2 separate regions of the Homo sapiens genome follow, and region 1 is linked to region 2. The links are chromatin contacts, found by Hi-C or POLR2A ChIA-PET in ENCODE. All regions are on one chromosome and are shown on one strand. Each heading gives the region's core, a stretch centred on a gene start or an enhancer-like site at or near the end of the contact. The rest is flanking DNA. Distances are from core to core; before and after follow the strand shown.

Region 1 (6,751 bases), core at 1-2,500, 140 kb after region 2:
ATCACGGCTCACTGCAGTCTCGACCTCCTGGGCTCAAGCTATCCTCCCACCTCAGCCTCTGTAGAGCTAGGAGCTAGGACCACAGAAACACGCCAACATGTCTGGCTAATTTTTTTTTTTTTTTTTTTGAGGAGTCTTGCACTGTTGCCCCCTGGAGTGCAGTGGTACGATCTCGGCTGACTGCAACCTCCGCCTCCAGGGTTCAAGCGATTCTCCTGCCTCAGCCTCCCGAGTAGCTGAAATCAGGCGTGCGCCACCACGCCCAGCTAATTTTTAGTATTTTTAGTAGAGACGGGGTTTCACCATGTTGGCCAGGCTGGTCTCGAACACCTGACCTCGTGATCCGCCCGCCTCGGCCTCCCAAAGTGCTGGGATTACAGGCGTGAGCCACCGCTACCTGGGTAATTTTTAAATTTTTTGAAGAGAGGCTGGTCTCCAACTTCTATCCAAATTAATTCTCCCTCCTAGGCCTCCCAAAATACTGGGATTACAGTCGAGAGCCACCGCGTCCGGCGGGAAAACCCCTTTAGCATCCCCTCTCCCAGTCCATAGAAAGTGCCAGGGCTCGCCCCTCCCCGCACAACGGCTCCGATTATAAAGTGGTTAGACACAAGAATTTACTTAAGGCCGGGCGCGGTGGCTCACGCCTGTAATCCCAGCACTTTGGGAGGCCGAGGCGGGCGGATCACGAGGTCAGGAGATCGAGACCATCCTGGCTAACACGGTGAAACCCCGTCTCTACTAAAAATACAAAAAATTAGCCGGGCGAGGTGGCGGGCGCCTGTAGTCCCAGCTACTCGGGAGGCTGAGGCAGGAGAATGGCGTGAACCCCAGGGGGCGGAGCCTGCAGTGAGCCGAGATTGCGCCACTGCACTCCAGCCTGGGCGACAGCGAGACTCCGTCTCAAAAAAAAAAAAAAAAAAAAAAAGAATTTACTTAAGTTGCAGGGAAAAGACGTGAATGCGCTTGTGTAACAGGGTGGAGCACCTCCGTCTCAAAAGGATCTTGAGGACCTCCCACCCCAAAAAGGGCCAGGGCGAGGATGGGAGGTGGGACCACCCTCGGATGCACAAGGCTGGGCCAGGCTGACCCCTAGCGGCAGGGCGGGCGCCCGAACGGTGCCCGGATCCAAGATGGCGGGGCTGGAGGCAAGAGCGGGCGTAGGGAGGAGATTACGTTCCGAGGCGGAGCCTGGGCTTGGGGGCGGGGCGGGGCCTGCGCCTAGGGGGGCGGGGCGGGGCGGCGCTCTAGGCCGAGCGGGAGGTCGGGGCTGCGGGCGCTCGCTGGTGGCGGACCCGGAGGCTGCTGCGGCGCCGGGGCTCCGTGGCCTGGATTGAATCCGATCGGGAGCCATGAGCGTGGACAAAGCTGAGCTATGCGGGTCTCTGCTCACCTGGGTAGGTCGTGGGGCGGGGCTAGGGGAAGGTGAGCGCCCGCTCCTCTTGCCCGGGATCCCTGGCCCTGGTTCGGTCAGTCTCTTGGTGCTGGGGCTGGGAGGTGCGGGGTCGTCGACTTGCTGGACCGTTGGACTCTGGCCCGAGCACCCGCCCCCGTCACGTGGCAAGTCTGCGTGGAAAGGACAGGTGAGGCCCCGCCCCTCTGTGGTTGGTTCACGTGGGGCGAGGACACAGGTGAATTGGCCTGGTCACGTGGTGCCTGTGGGGCCCAGGTGACTCGCGATACCACCCTGGCCTGGACGCGCAGGGTTTGTTGGGCAGAGGTGAGGTGAGGCCACGCCCCCTCCGGTCTCAGGTGAGCAGAAGCCAGTCCCTCGCAGAGCTGCTGTGGCGGAGCAGCGCCCGCCCCACCATGTGAGGTTCGCTGACTGGAAAAGTCTGCAAAAGGGGAGCGGTTCGGCGCTCCCAGGCCCTAACTCTTTCCTTGTCCTTTCCTTTACCCCTCAGTTACAGACGTTCCACGTTCCGTCTCCCTGTGCCAGCCCTCAGGACCTGAGCAGCGGCCTTGCCGTAGCCTATGTGCTGAACCAGATGTGAGTGGAGCTGAAGGGGAGGATCCCAAAAGTGTCCCCCAGTCTGCTCATCCCACCTTCTCGCCCCCAGAGACCCCTCCTGGTTCAACGAGGCATGGCTCCAGGGCATCTCGGAAGATCCAGGTCCCAACTGGAAGCTGAAGGTGACAAGTGGACTCCTGATTAGAGGACAGACTGGTGAAGAGATGACCAGGGACGGGCCAGCTAGGCACATGTCCTGGGTGATGGGCAGGAAGAGGGACAGATGTCTGGTGATCAACCATTTGTTCATCCATTCATCTATGGAGTACTCACCCTGTGCCAGGCCTGGGCATTCAGCAAGGAATAACACAGACAAAAACCTGCCCCACACAGCCATCATTCTAGTGACAAGCAACACATACACAACCATAAAAATTAACTTCCAGGCTGGGCGCAGTGGCTCATGCCTGTAATCCCAACACTTTGAGAGGCTAAAGTGGGTGGATCACCTGGGGCCAGGAGTTCAAGACCAGCCTGGCCAACAAGTTGAAACCCCATCTCTACTAAAAATACAAAAATTAGCTGGGTGGGGTGGTGTGCACCTGTAATCCCAGTTACTTGGGAGGCTGAGACATGAGAATCACTTGAACCTGGGAGGTGGAGGATGCAGTGAGCTGAGATTGAGCCATTGCACTCCAGCCTGGGCAACAGAGCGAGACTCTTGTCTCAAGAAGAAGAAAAAAAGAAAAAGAAAAAGAAAAAGAAAAAACTTTTGATGCCAGTAGTTCTGTGAAGACAACAAAAAAGCAGGGCTTTGAGAGAGAGCAATGAGGGCATAGGTGGCTGATTACATCAGATGGGTTAATCTCCAAGTGAAATTTGGGGGAACGGTGTTCCAGGCATAGGGAATAGCAGATGTAAAGGCCGTGATTTGGGAATAAACTTGGTGTGATGGAGGAATGGCAGAGAGGGCAGAACAGAGCAAGAGGGCAAGATTTGTAGGAGATGAGGTCATCAGGGGCCTGGCAGGCCATGGTGGGGGTGTGGATTCTATTTTTAAGTGCTGTGGAAAGTCAAGGCAGGGTTTTAGCAGAGCAAAGATGCAACCTGGCTTGGGCTTTATAAAGCTCCCCCTGGCTGCATGGAGAGAAATAAAATGTAGGCAGCAAAAGTGGAAGAGGAGAGGCAGCTGGTGCACTAATCCAGGTGAGAGGTAAAGATGGATGGGTAGGGCTGAAGGATGGTGGGGCAGGTGGTGAGAAGTGACTTGGTTCTGGAGACATATGAAGGAAGATGGTCAGGCAGGCCGGGCACAGTGGCTCATGCCTGTAATCCCAGCAATTTTAGAGGCTGAGGTGGGAGGATTGCTTGAGCTCAGGAGCTTGAGACCAGCCTGGGCTACATAGCAAAACCTCCTCTCTACAAATAAAAAAAAGTAGTCGATTGTGGTGGCATATGCCTGTAGTCCCAGCTACTGGGAGGCAGAGATAGGAGGATTGCTTGACCCCAGGAGGTCGAGGCTGCAGTGAGCCAAGATTGCACCACTGCACTCCAGCCTGGGTGACAGAGCCAGACCCTGTCTTAAAAAGCTAAAGCAAAAAAAAAAAAAAAAAAAAAAAGAAACAAAGATGGTCAGGCAGACAAAAGGGGCAGACAGCCAGACAGGTCACCCCTAGAGGAAGGCGCACGCAGACAGAATAGGATGAGATGAGCAGGGAAGGAGAAGTGAGGTGGAGAGAGGATGGGACCTACAGATTCAGAGTGGGAGGCCTCTGAACTTGTCCACAGTTCCTTGTTCCTCCCTAGGTCAGCAATCTGAAGATGGTCTTACGGAGCCTAGTAGAGTACTCCCAGGATGTGAGTAACTGTAAAGGGATTCAGGGGGTTGAGTTGGGAGAAGGGTGGGCCCATGAGCCCCTGACACCCCCTTCTCCCCAGGTCCTGGCGCATCCTGTGTCAGAAGAGCATCTCCCAGATGTGAGCCTCATTGGAGAGTTCTCAGACCCGGCAGAGCTCGGCAAGCTGCTTCAGCTGGTGCTGGGCTGTGCCATCAGTTGCGAGAAAAAGCAGGGTATGGGGAGCTTAGGGGGTCCCCAGGGCTGGCCTGAGGAAATCCTCCTTCCTCCCCACCTCACCCCTGGGTCTCAGCCTCCCCCACCTTGATCCCCAGACCACATCCAGAGAATCATGACGCTGGAAGAATCGGTTCAGCATGTGGTGATGGAAGCCATCCAAGAGGTGGGTGGGGGCACTCAGTGTGCAATTGGAAAATGTCAGGAGAGGGGACATCTCTAGGGCAGAGAGAACTGGGCACAGGTCCTGCCCTGGTAAGGTCTGGACTCTGCCTGGAACTCAGCTGGCCAGACATCTCTGTCTCATGTGTCTGCCAGCTCCTCCCAGCTCTAAGTCGCAATCTAGCAGGCTCAAGGGATCTGGCTTCCCTCTGTGTTGGAGGCAGGAGGGCAGCCTCTGGGCTGGGGTTATTGGGCAGAACTGGCCTTGACGGGAGGATGGAGAGGTTCTCAGGTTGGATAGTAGATACTTTGAAGGCTGGCCTCAGATATCCAGTTCATTACAATGCCCCTTCCCACTCCTCAGCTCATGACCAAAGACACTCCTGACTCCCTGTCACCAGAGACGTATGGCAACTTTGACAGCCAGGTAAGAGATTTGGGGGAAAGGTGTTCCAGGCACAGGGATCAGCAAATCCAAAGGCCGGGAGTTGGGGATAAGTTTGCTGTGATTAACCTTGTGACTTAACCTTGTTAAAGGTCCAGACCCCACTTACAGATGCTCAGGGTAGCCTAAGGGGGAGGGGCTTGTCCTTAAGCCTGTAAGCCACGCCCATCTTCCAGGGTGCTAGCCACTTCCTGTACCAGGTCTCCAGTGTTCTGGAATCGCTCTTCCTTCAGTCTCCAACCCCAGCCCTGTTTTCTTTTCTTTTCTTTTTCTTTTTTTTTTTTTTTTTTGAGATGGAGTCTCACTCTGTCACCCAGGCTGGAGTGCAGTGGCACGATCTCGGCTCACTGCAACCTCCGCCTCCCGGGTTCAAGCGATTCTCCTGCCTCAGCCTCCCGAGTAGCCAGGACTACAGGCACACGCCACCACACCCGGCTAATTTTTGTGTTTTTAGTAGAGAAGGGGTTCGCCACGTTGGGCAGGCTGGTCTGGAACTCCTGATCTCAGGTAACCCACCCGCCTCAGCCTCCCAAAGTGCTGGGATTATAGGCGCGAGCCACTGCACCCGGCGCCAGCCCTCTTTTCAATCCTGAGGGTTTCTTGGCCCCCTCCATTTGGCCTCTAGAGATCTCAGCCTCCCTCCCCCCGTCCTTCTCCTGAATCCCTGAGTTCCTCTTCCCCCTCATCTCTGCAGTCCCGCAGGTACTATTTCCTAAGTGAGGAGGCTGAGGAGGGGGACGAATTACAGCAGCGCTGTCTGGATCTGGAGCGGCAGGTAGGGCCCTAGGTGGGGCAGGGTCACTTGAGTAGCCCCTCTCCAAGCCCAAGCTCATCTTTCTGCCCTGCCCGCAGCTGATGCTCCTGTCAGAGGAGAAGCAGAGCCTGGCGCAAGAGAATGCAGGGCTGCGGGAGCGGATGGGCCGGCCTGAAGGCGAGGGTACCCCAGGTCTCACTGCCAAGAAGCTGCTGCTGCTGCAATCCCAGCTGGAGCAGTTGCAGGAGGAGAACTTCAGGTGTGGTCAGCTGGGGACTGGGCCAGGCAAGCCAGGGGACCGGGGGAGGGCAGCCCCCTCATGTGCTCTTCCCCCAACACCCCCAGGCTGGAGAGTGGCAGGGAGGATGAGCGCCTGCGCTGTGCCGAGCTGGAGAGGGAGGTTGCGGAGCTGCAGCACCGGAACCAGGCGCTGACTAGCCTGGCCCAGGAGGCACAGGCCCTGAAGGATGAGATGGATGAACTACGGTGAGTGGTGGGTTCCTGGGTCCCCATCACGGGGGGCGGGGGGTAAACCTGTTTCCAGAGTTCCCCTCTGATGCCATAGCAGCTCTGTAATTTTCATGTGCCCAGTGAACCCCCAATATGCCCCCTGGACTCCACAGTGCCACCCTGAGCCCTACAGAACGCCCAAGGCCACATTGCACTATCCTGAATTCCACCATATCCCCTGGACCCCACACTGCCCCCCCCTTATCCCACAGTATGCTTCCAAGACCCCATAGCATCCCTGTGGCCCCCCAAAACACAAGAACCTCCCCTACAATGCTCTGCAGATCCCACTGCACAGTTTGGGCTTCATAATGCCCCTGGATCCCATGGTACCTTCTAGGACTCCACAATGCAATTACTTTGCACCCCCTTTTGACTCTACTGTGCCTTCTGTAACCACAAAGGGCTCCACTGGGCCCCTATAGCATCTCTGTAATGCGAAGGTACTAGTGCACCCCCCAATTGCACTTCTAAGGACCCCGCAGTCCTCTTGTCCCATACCTCCCCCAATGACTCCAAGGTATCCTTGGCAGATGCTCAGACCTCTCTAGGCTCCCCATCACTCCCCCTATAACCCCACCCTCTGTGTCCCCACAATTCCACCCCAGGGGATACCTGATTATAACCCTGGGCTAACCATTGCTGTAATGACTCTCAACAGCTCCAGGCCCTGATTGACCCCTAACCCTCAACTTTCATGACCCCTTCACCTTGAACCCAAAAGCCTCAGGCTGAACAACACCCTGTGCTCCAAGGGCCACTCCACATCCCAGCTGACCCCTGATCAGAGCTCTCAGCCCTCCCCCTTCCCTCCCACTCCCCTAGGCAGTCTTCGGAGCGTGCTGGGCAGCTGGAGG
Region 2 (6,887 bases), core at 2,250-4,749:
TGGATGCCGAGCCGAGGCCCCCTCCCACACAGGAGGCTGCGTGACATGGGCCACTCTAGGACAGGTCATCCTCCCCGAGTCCCTGCTGCTGCGCTCCTTTGCATCCCTGGCCAGTGACCTTGTATTTATGAGGCCTCTGTGAGGCCAGCCCCCACCTTCCTCTTTCCCACCTGTCCCAGGACCAGAATCCCAGGGACAGAGGACTGGGTAGCAGGTTCCTTCTGTTGTCCTGTGTGGTGTGTCTACTGTGAGGGTGGGCCCTGAGGAGACCTGTGGGCCACCTATTGTCTAATAAAGTGGGCAGTTGCCCCCATCTGGTGGCTTTCCTTAGGGGTGAGGGGTCTTGTTGGGTCCCCCTAGCTCAGTGTGCCACTTGATGGTCAAAATTCTGGGTACTGGGCTGGGCGAGGTGGCCCGCGTCTGTAATCGCAGCACTTTGGGAGGCTGAGGCGGGCGGGTCACGAGGCCAGGCGATCGAGACCATCCTGGCTAACAGGGTGAAACCCCGTCTCTACTAAAAATACAAAAAAAAAAAAAAAAAGTATGGGTACTGAGCCAGGCACAGTGGCTCACTTCTGTAATCCCAGAACTTTTGGGAGGCCAAGGTGGGTGGGTCACTTGAGGTCAGGAATTCAGGAGCAGCCTGGCCAACGTGGTGAAACCCCATCTCTACTAAAAATAAAAAAATTAGGGCTGGGTGCGGTGGCTCATGCCTGTAATCCCAGCACTTTGGGAGGCTGAGGCGTGTGGATCATGAGGTCAAGAGATTGAGACCATCCTGGCCAACATGGTGAAACCCTGTCTACTAAAAATACAAAAAATTAGCCGGGCGTGGTGGCGGGTGCCTGTAGTCCCAGCTACTCAGGAGGCTGAGGCAGGAGAATGGTGTGAACCTGGGAGGCGGAGCTTGCAGTGAGCGGAGATCGCACCACTGCACTCCAGCCTGGGCAATAGAGCAAGACTCCGTCTCAAAAAAAAAAAAAAAAAAATTAGGCTGGGCGTGGTGGCTCACGCCTGTAATTCCAACACTTTGGGAAGCTGAGGCAGGCAGATCACTTGAGGTCAGGAGTTCGAGAGCAGCCTGGCCAACGTGGTGAAAACCCGTCTCTACTAAAAATACAAAAAAAAAGCTGGGCGTGGTGGTGAGCACCTGTAGTCCCAGCTACCCGGGAGGCTGAGGCACGAGAATCGTTTGAACCAGGAGGTGGAGGTTGCAGTGAGCCAAGATTGTGCCACTGCACTACAGCCTGGGTGACAGAAGAAGACTCTGTTCCAAAAAAAAAAACAAAAAACAAAAATTAGCAGGCATGATGGCAGGCACCTGTAGTCCCAGCTATCTGGGAGGCTGAGGTGGGAGAATCACTTGAACCCAGGAGGTGGAGGTTGTAGGGAGCTGAGATCACACCACTGCACTCCAGTCTGGGCCACAGAGTGAGACCTGTCCCCCAAAAACAGAAAACAAAAATTAGCTCAGCATAGTGGCTCATGCCTGTAATCCCAGGTACTCCAGAGACTGAGGTTGATCACTTGAGCCTGGGAGGTCGAGGCTGCAATGAGCCGTGATTACACCACTGCACTCCAGCCTGGGCAACAGAGTGAGACCCTGTCGTTAAATACATATTTATGTGTCTAAATAAACACAAGTACCCTGGAATCTTGCCATTTCCATCAAATCTGAACTTTGGCTGTGTAGGGGTGAAGAGAAAGCTTCCTTATTGCCCTCTGAAGTTTCACTAAAAATTACTGAGAAAAGGCAGATTAATAAGAGAAAAGGAATACGAATGTATTTGATCATAGTGTTACCTGACAAGCCTTCAGAATGAAGATCCAGAGATACAGGGGAAACTGTGTTTTTGTTTTGTTTTGTTTTGAGACGGAGTCTGGCTCTGTTCCCTGGGCTGGAGTGTAGGGGCGATCTTGGCTCACAGCAGCCTCAGCTTCCCAAGCAGCTGGGATTACAGGTGCCCGCCACCATGCCTGATTAATGAAAAGTGTCTTATGCTTAGGTTCAGCAAAGTTTGAACACCCAGGTAGAAATTTGATTGGACAAAAAGGGTTTGTCGTGGTTCATACTTGTAATCCTGACACTTTGGGAGGCTGAGGCGGGTGGATCACTTGAGGCCAGGAGTTTGAGACCAGCCTGAGCAACATGGAAAAACCCCATCTCTACTAAAAATACAAAAATTAGCTGGGCATGGTGCATCTGTAATCCCAGCTACTTGGTTGGCTGAGAATCGCTTGAACCTGGGAGGCCAAGGTTGCAGCGAGTTGAGATCTTGCCACTGCACTCCAGTGTTGCCTGGACAACAGAGCAAGACAAAAAAAAAAAAAAAAAAAAAAAGCCGGGGGGGTCGTCTAATACTAATAGGCTGAGTGGGGAAACCCAGCAAGGCCTATCTGTCTAGATTCTTCTTGGAGTCTCAGGAATGCATGCTCAGAGAGGCCAAGAAGAATCTAGATAGATAGGCCTTGTGTGGGGCAGAAACTTCTTTGAAACGGGGGTCTTATGACCTACAGTCAATAGGGTAGATCAGATAATTTCTTCTTTTTTTGAGACAGCACTTTGGGAGACCAAGACGGGAGGACGGCTTGAGCCCAGGAGTTGGGGATCAGCCTGGGCTCAGCACAGTGAGATCTCATTTCTACAGGAAAAAAAAATATAATTATGTGTGTGTGTGTGTGTGTGTGTGTGTGTATATATACATACAATCTTTTTTTTTTTTTTGAGACGGAGCTTTACTCTGTCACCCCGGCTGGAGTGCAGTGGCATGATCTCAGCTCACTGCAACCTCTGCGTCCTGGGTTTAAGCAATTCTCCTGCCCCAGCCTCCCGAGTAGCTGGGACTATAGGCGCCCGCCACCACGCCCGGCTATTTTTTGTATTTTTAGTAGAGACAGTTTCACCATGTTGGCTAGGCTGGTCTCGAACTCATGACCTCAGGTGATCCACCCGCCTCGGCCTCCCAAAGTGCTGGGATTACAGGCGTGAGCCACCGCGCCCGGCCAGAAAAATATTTTTAAATTAGAAGGGCCTGGTGAATGACACTGCTACTCAGGAGGCCGAGGCAGGAGGATCGCTTGAACCTGGGAGGTCGAGGCTACAGTGAGCTGTGATCGCACCACTGCACTCCAGCCTGGGCGACAGACCAAGATCTTGTCTCAAAAAAAAAAAAAAATTGTTATGGAGTATATTTTCCAAGGCAGAGTGGATGAAGTTAGAAGCACCGAATAAATACAGGACTCTGAGATCCGTATAACCTGGGCGCCCCGTGGAACCCAGGAGCCTCACAGGGGCACACAAGCGCACCCAGAGCGCGCCGTCCTGCTCCCAAGGGGCGCCGACTGCGCGCGCAGCCCGCGGACCGCGAAACTGCTGCTTAACGGTCGGCCCCGCCCAGTTGGCCGCGCAAGTTCTCAAAGAGGGCGGGGCCGGGAGCACGCGTCACAACACACTCGTCCGCGGGAGCGCAGCTGGCCAGGGGCGGGGTCGGCGCATGCGCAGAGGGTGCGAGCTTGAAGGCGGGAAAATACGGAATGGAGCGACAGGGAGTACGCGGCGCTTGTTTCCTTCTCGCGCGTGGGGCGGGCGGACAGATAGGCAGGGAACGGCTGCGATCCCAGCCATCTCCAGCGGACCCGAGCCCGGCCGCTTGTCCTTTGCCATTGGGGCTCCCTCTCATCAGGCCTGGCCTCAAATTTCCTGACTGACTGAACCCGGCCCTGACTGACGCACTGACGGGTCTGATTTCCACACATGGCGCGTGGCCGGAACGGAGTAGAGAAAGGCACAAACACCCACGCACCGCACCCGTTTCTTTCATTTCTTTTTTTTTTTTTTTTTGAGACGAAGTATCACTCTGTCGCCCAGTCTGGAGTGCAGTGGCGTGATCTCGGCTCACTGCAACCTCTGCCTCCCGGGTTCAAGTGATTCTCCTTCCTCAGCCTCCCGAGTAGCTGGGATTACAGGCACGCACCACCACGTCAGCTAATTTTTGTATTTTTAGTAGAGACGGGGTTTCACCATATTGCTCAGGCTGTTCTCGCACTCCTGACCTCGTGATCCGCCCGCCTCCGCCTCCCAAAGTGCTGGGATTACAGGCGTGAGCCACCGCGCCCGGCCTCATCTCTTTTCTCCTACCTCTTCTCCTTTCTCGAAGGACTCCAGCCAACACACATACCAGTTAGGAGCCCAGGTCCTCCAGTTACATTCCCACAGCCCTGCCCTCACCCGGCCCCTCTAGGTCTGGTGTCCTGGTGTCCCCTAGGGACAGAGTGTCCTTTCACCCCATGCCCCTGCCCTCATGGCACCTGCCCCAGCCCTGCCCGTCTTTCCTGCGGGTCCCCACCGTCCCGCAGCAGCACATCGAGGTGACCAGGGTTGAAGGGTCGGCAGGAGGGCGATCTGTTCACTCCTCATCCTCCCTCCTTGGCCTCCGTCCTGACTGTGCTTGCAGGTGGACGTGCCCCATGTGAAATGCAAAGACCAGGAACCGCAGCCCTTGGGGGAGAGCAAGGAGCATCCGCGGTGGGAAGAGAACTGCGAGGAGGAAGCTGGTGGAGGGCCAGCTAGGTGAGGAAGATCCCAGCCCTATGGGTCTACACAGGCCCCTGGGTCCCTCTCATTCACCCTTTTCTTCCACAAGGCTATGCCAGTGTCTGCTGCTTTTTTTTTCCCTCCTAACACAGCGTCTTGCTTTGTCACCACGCAGTGGCATGATCACGGCTCACTGCAACCTCCACCTCCCAGACTCAAGTGATCCTCCCACCTCAGCCTCCGAAATGGCTGGGACTAGAGGCGGGCCAGAATGTCGGGCCAATTTATTAAAAAATATTGGCCAGGTGCAGTGGTTCACACCTGTAATCCCAACACTTTGGGAGGCCAAGGCGGGTGGATCACCTAAGGTCGGGAGTTTGAGACCAGCCTGACAAACATGGAGAAACCCCGTCTCTACTAAAAATACAAAATTAGCTGGGCATAGTGGCACATGCCTGTAATCCCAGCTACTCAGGAGGCTGAGGCAGGAGAATCGCTTGAACCCAGGAGGTGGAGGTTGCAGTGAGCTGAGATGGCGCCATTGCACTCCAGCCTGGGCAAAAAGACCGAAACGCTGTCTCAAAAAAAAAAAAAAAAAGCCAGGAATGGTGGCTTATGCCTGTAATCCTAGCACTTTGGGAGGCCGAGGGGGGTGGATCAAAAGGTCAAGAGATGGAGACCATCCTGGCTAACATGATGAAACCCCGTCTCTACTAAAAATACAGAAGTTAGCTGGGTGTTGTGGTGCACGCCTGTAGTCCCAGCTACTCGGGAGGCTAAGGCAGGAGAATCGCTTGAACCCCAGAGGCAGAGGTTGTAGTGAGCCGAGATCATGCCACTGCATGCCAGCCTGGTGACAGAGTGAGACTCCGTCTCAAAAAAAAGAAAAAAGAAAAATTTAGTAGGCCGGGCACGGTGGCTTACGCCTGTAATCCCAGCACTTTGGGAGGCCAAGGCAGGCAGATCATGAGGTCAGGAGTTTGAGACTAGCCTGGCCAATATGGTGAAACCCTGTGTCTACAAAAATTAGCCAGGCATGGTGACAGACACTTGTAATCCCAGCTACTCAGAAGGCTGAGGCAGGAGAATTGCTTTAACCTGGGAGGCAGAGATTGCAGTAAGCCAAGATTGTGCCATTGCATTCCAGCCTTGGTGACAGAGCAAGACTCTGTCTCAAAAAAAAAAAAAAAAAGTATATATATAGTAGAGGCTGGGCGCAGTGGCTCACGCCTGTAATCCCAGCACTTTGGGAGGCTGGCGCTGGCAGATAACTTGAGGTCAGGATTTCGAGACCAGCCTGGCCCACATGGTGAAACTCCGTCTCTACTAAAAACACAAAAATCAGCCAGGCGTGGTGGTGCATGCATGTAGTCCTGGCTATTCAGGAGGCCAAGGCAGGAGGATCCCTTGAGCCCAGGAGTTTGAGACCAGCCTGGGCAACAGAGGGAGACATATCTCTCTGAAAAAAAAGAAAGAAAGAAAGAAAGAAATGAGCGTGGTGTGGTGCGGTTGCACACACCTGTGGCCCTAGCTACTTGGAAGGCTGAGGTGGGAGGACCACTTGAGCCTGGGAGGTCGAGGCTGCAGTGAGACGTGATTGCTTCACTGCACTGGAAGAGCAAGACCCTGTCTCAAAAATAAATAAGTGAATAATGTGATTTCAACTGGTGGCAAGTAAGTGGAATGAAGAAACAAAATATAGTAAGGAGCAAGTAGAGTGACAGGGACCTTAGAGCAGTTGGAGAACTCTGAAGAGGTCACATGAGAAGAGGCCAGCCAGGAGGCATTCTGGGCCCAAACCTTCCACGCAGAGGGGGCCGCAAGTATGAAGTCCCTCAGGTAGGAATAAGCTTGATGTGTTCTCAAAAGAGCAAGAAGGAGGCTCATGTTGGCCGGGCGCAGTGGCTCAACCTGTAATCCTAGGACTTTGGGAGGCCGAGGCAGGCGGATCACGAGGTCAGGAGTTCGAGACCAGCCTGGCCAACATAGTGAAACCCTGTTTCTACTAAAAATACAAAAAATTAGCCAGGCGTGGTGGCGCATGCCTTTAATCCCAGCTACTCCGGAGCCTGAGGCAGGAGAATTGCTTGAACCTGGGAGGCAGAGGTTGCAGTGAGCCAAGATAGCACCATTGCACTCCATCCTGGGTGACAGAGTGAGACCCTGTCTCGAGGAAAAAAAAAAAAAAAAAGGCTGATATGGCAGTATTGTGATTGGCAGCAGGGACACTCCTGTCCTCCAGACAGACATGCTCATACCCTCCTGCTGTTTGCATCTGACCAAACACCAACAGGGAAGAGATCATGGTGCTGGGAGACCTTTCCCCTGTGGGCAGCCAGCCTGGAATGGGGAG

What was found. A loop is a pair of places that touch in the nucleus more often than their neighbours do. ChIA-PET counts read pairs that join two places held with the same protein, here RNA polymerase II (POLR2A). Pooled maps may share reads with other maps.
Region 1: a loop to region 2 is called in a pooled map, with 4 times the contacts of the local background. The contact joins the promoter of HOOK2 here to the promoter of SYCE2 in region 2. A Hi-C loop is called at or near these places in 6 of 50 pooled maps. POLR2A ChIA-PET finds 5 or more read pairs at or near these places in 5 of 52 experiments (B cell, activated CD8-positive, alpha-beta memory T cell, activated naive CD4-positive, alpha-beta T cell and 2 more).

Annotation. Positions count from the first base shown.
Region 1 is chr19:12,770,051-12,776,801 of GRCh38, reverse strand. It overlaps HOOK2 (hook microtubule tethering protein 2), which reads left to right and starts at 1,250. Exons shown (of 23, transcript NM_013312.3): 1 at 1,250-1,397; 2 at 1,905-1,990; 3 at 2,061-2,133; 4 at 3,758-3,808; 5 at 3,890-4,022; 6 at 4,122-4,189; 7 at 4,550-4,612; 8 at 5,325-5,405; 9 at 5,483-5,643; 10 at 5,730-5,870; 11 at 6,720-6,751. The coding sequence starts at 1,353. RefSeq lists a silencer at 1,187-1,406, a cis regulatory region at 791-1,432 and enhancers at 969-1,647, 1,648-2,328, 4,859-5,359, 5,360-5,860.
Region 2 is chr19:12,915,905-12,922,791 of GRCh38, reverse strand. SYCE2 (synaptonemal complex central element protein 2) reads left to right here and starts at 3,499. Exons shown (of 6, transcript NM_001105578.2): 1 at 3,499-3,549; 2 at 4,455-4,570. The coding sequence starts at 3,535. It overlaps MIR5695 (microRNA 5695), which reads right to left and starts at 2,472; the gene lies at 2,388-2,472. FARSA (phenylalanyl-tRNA synthetase subunit alpha) reads left to right here. Exons shown (of 13, transcript NM_004461.3): 13 at 1-313. The coding sequence ends at 44. RefSeq lists an enhancer at 3,680-3,819.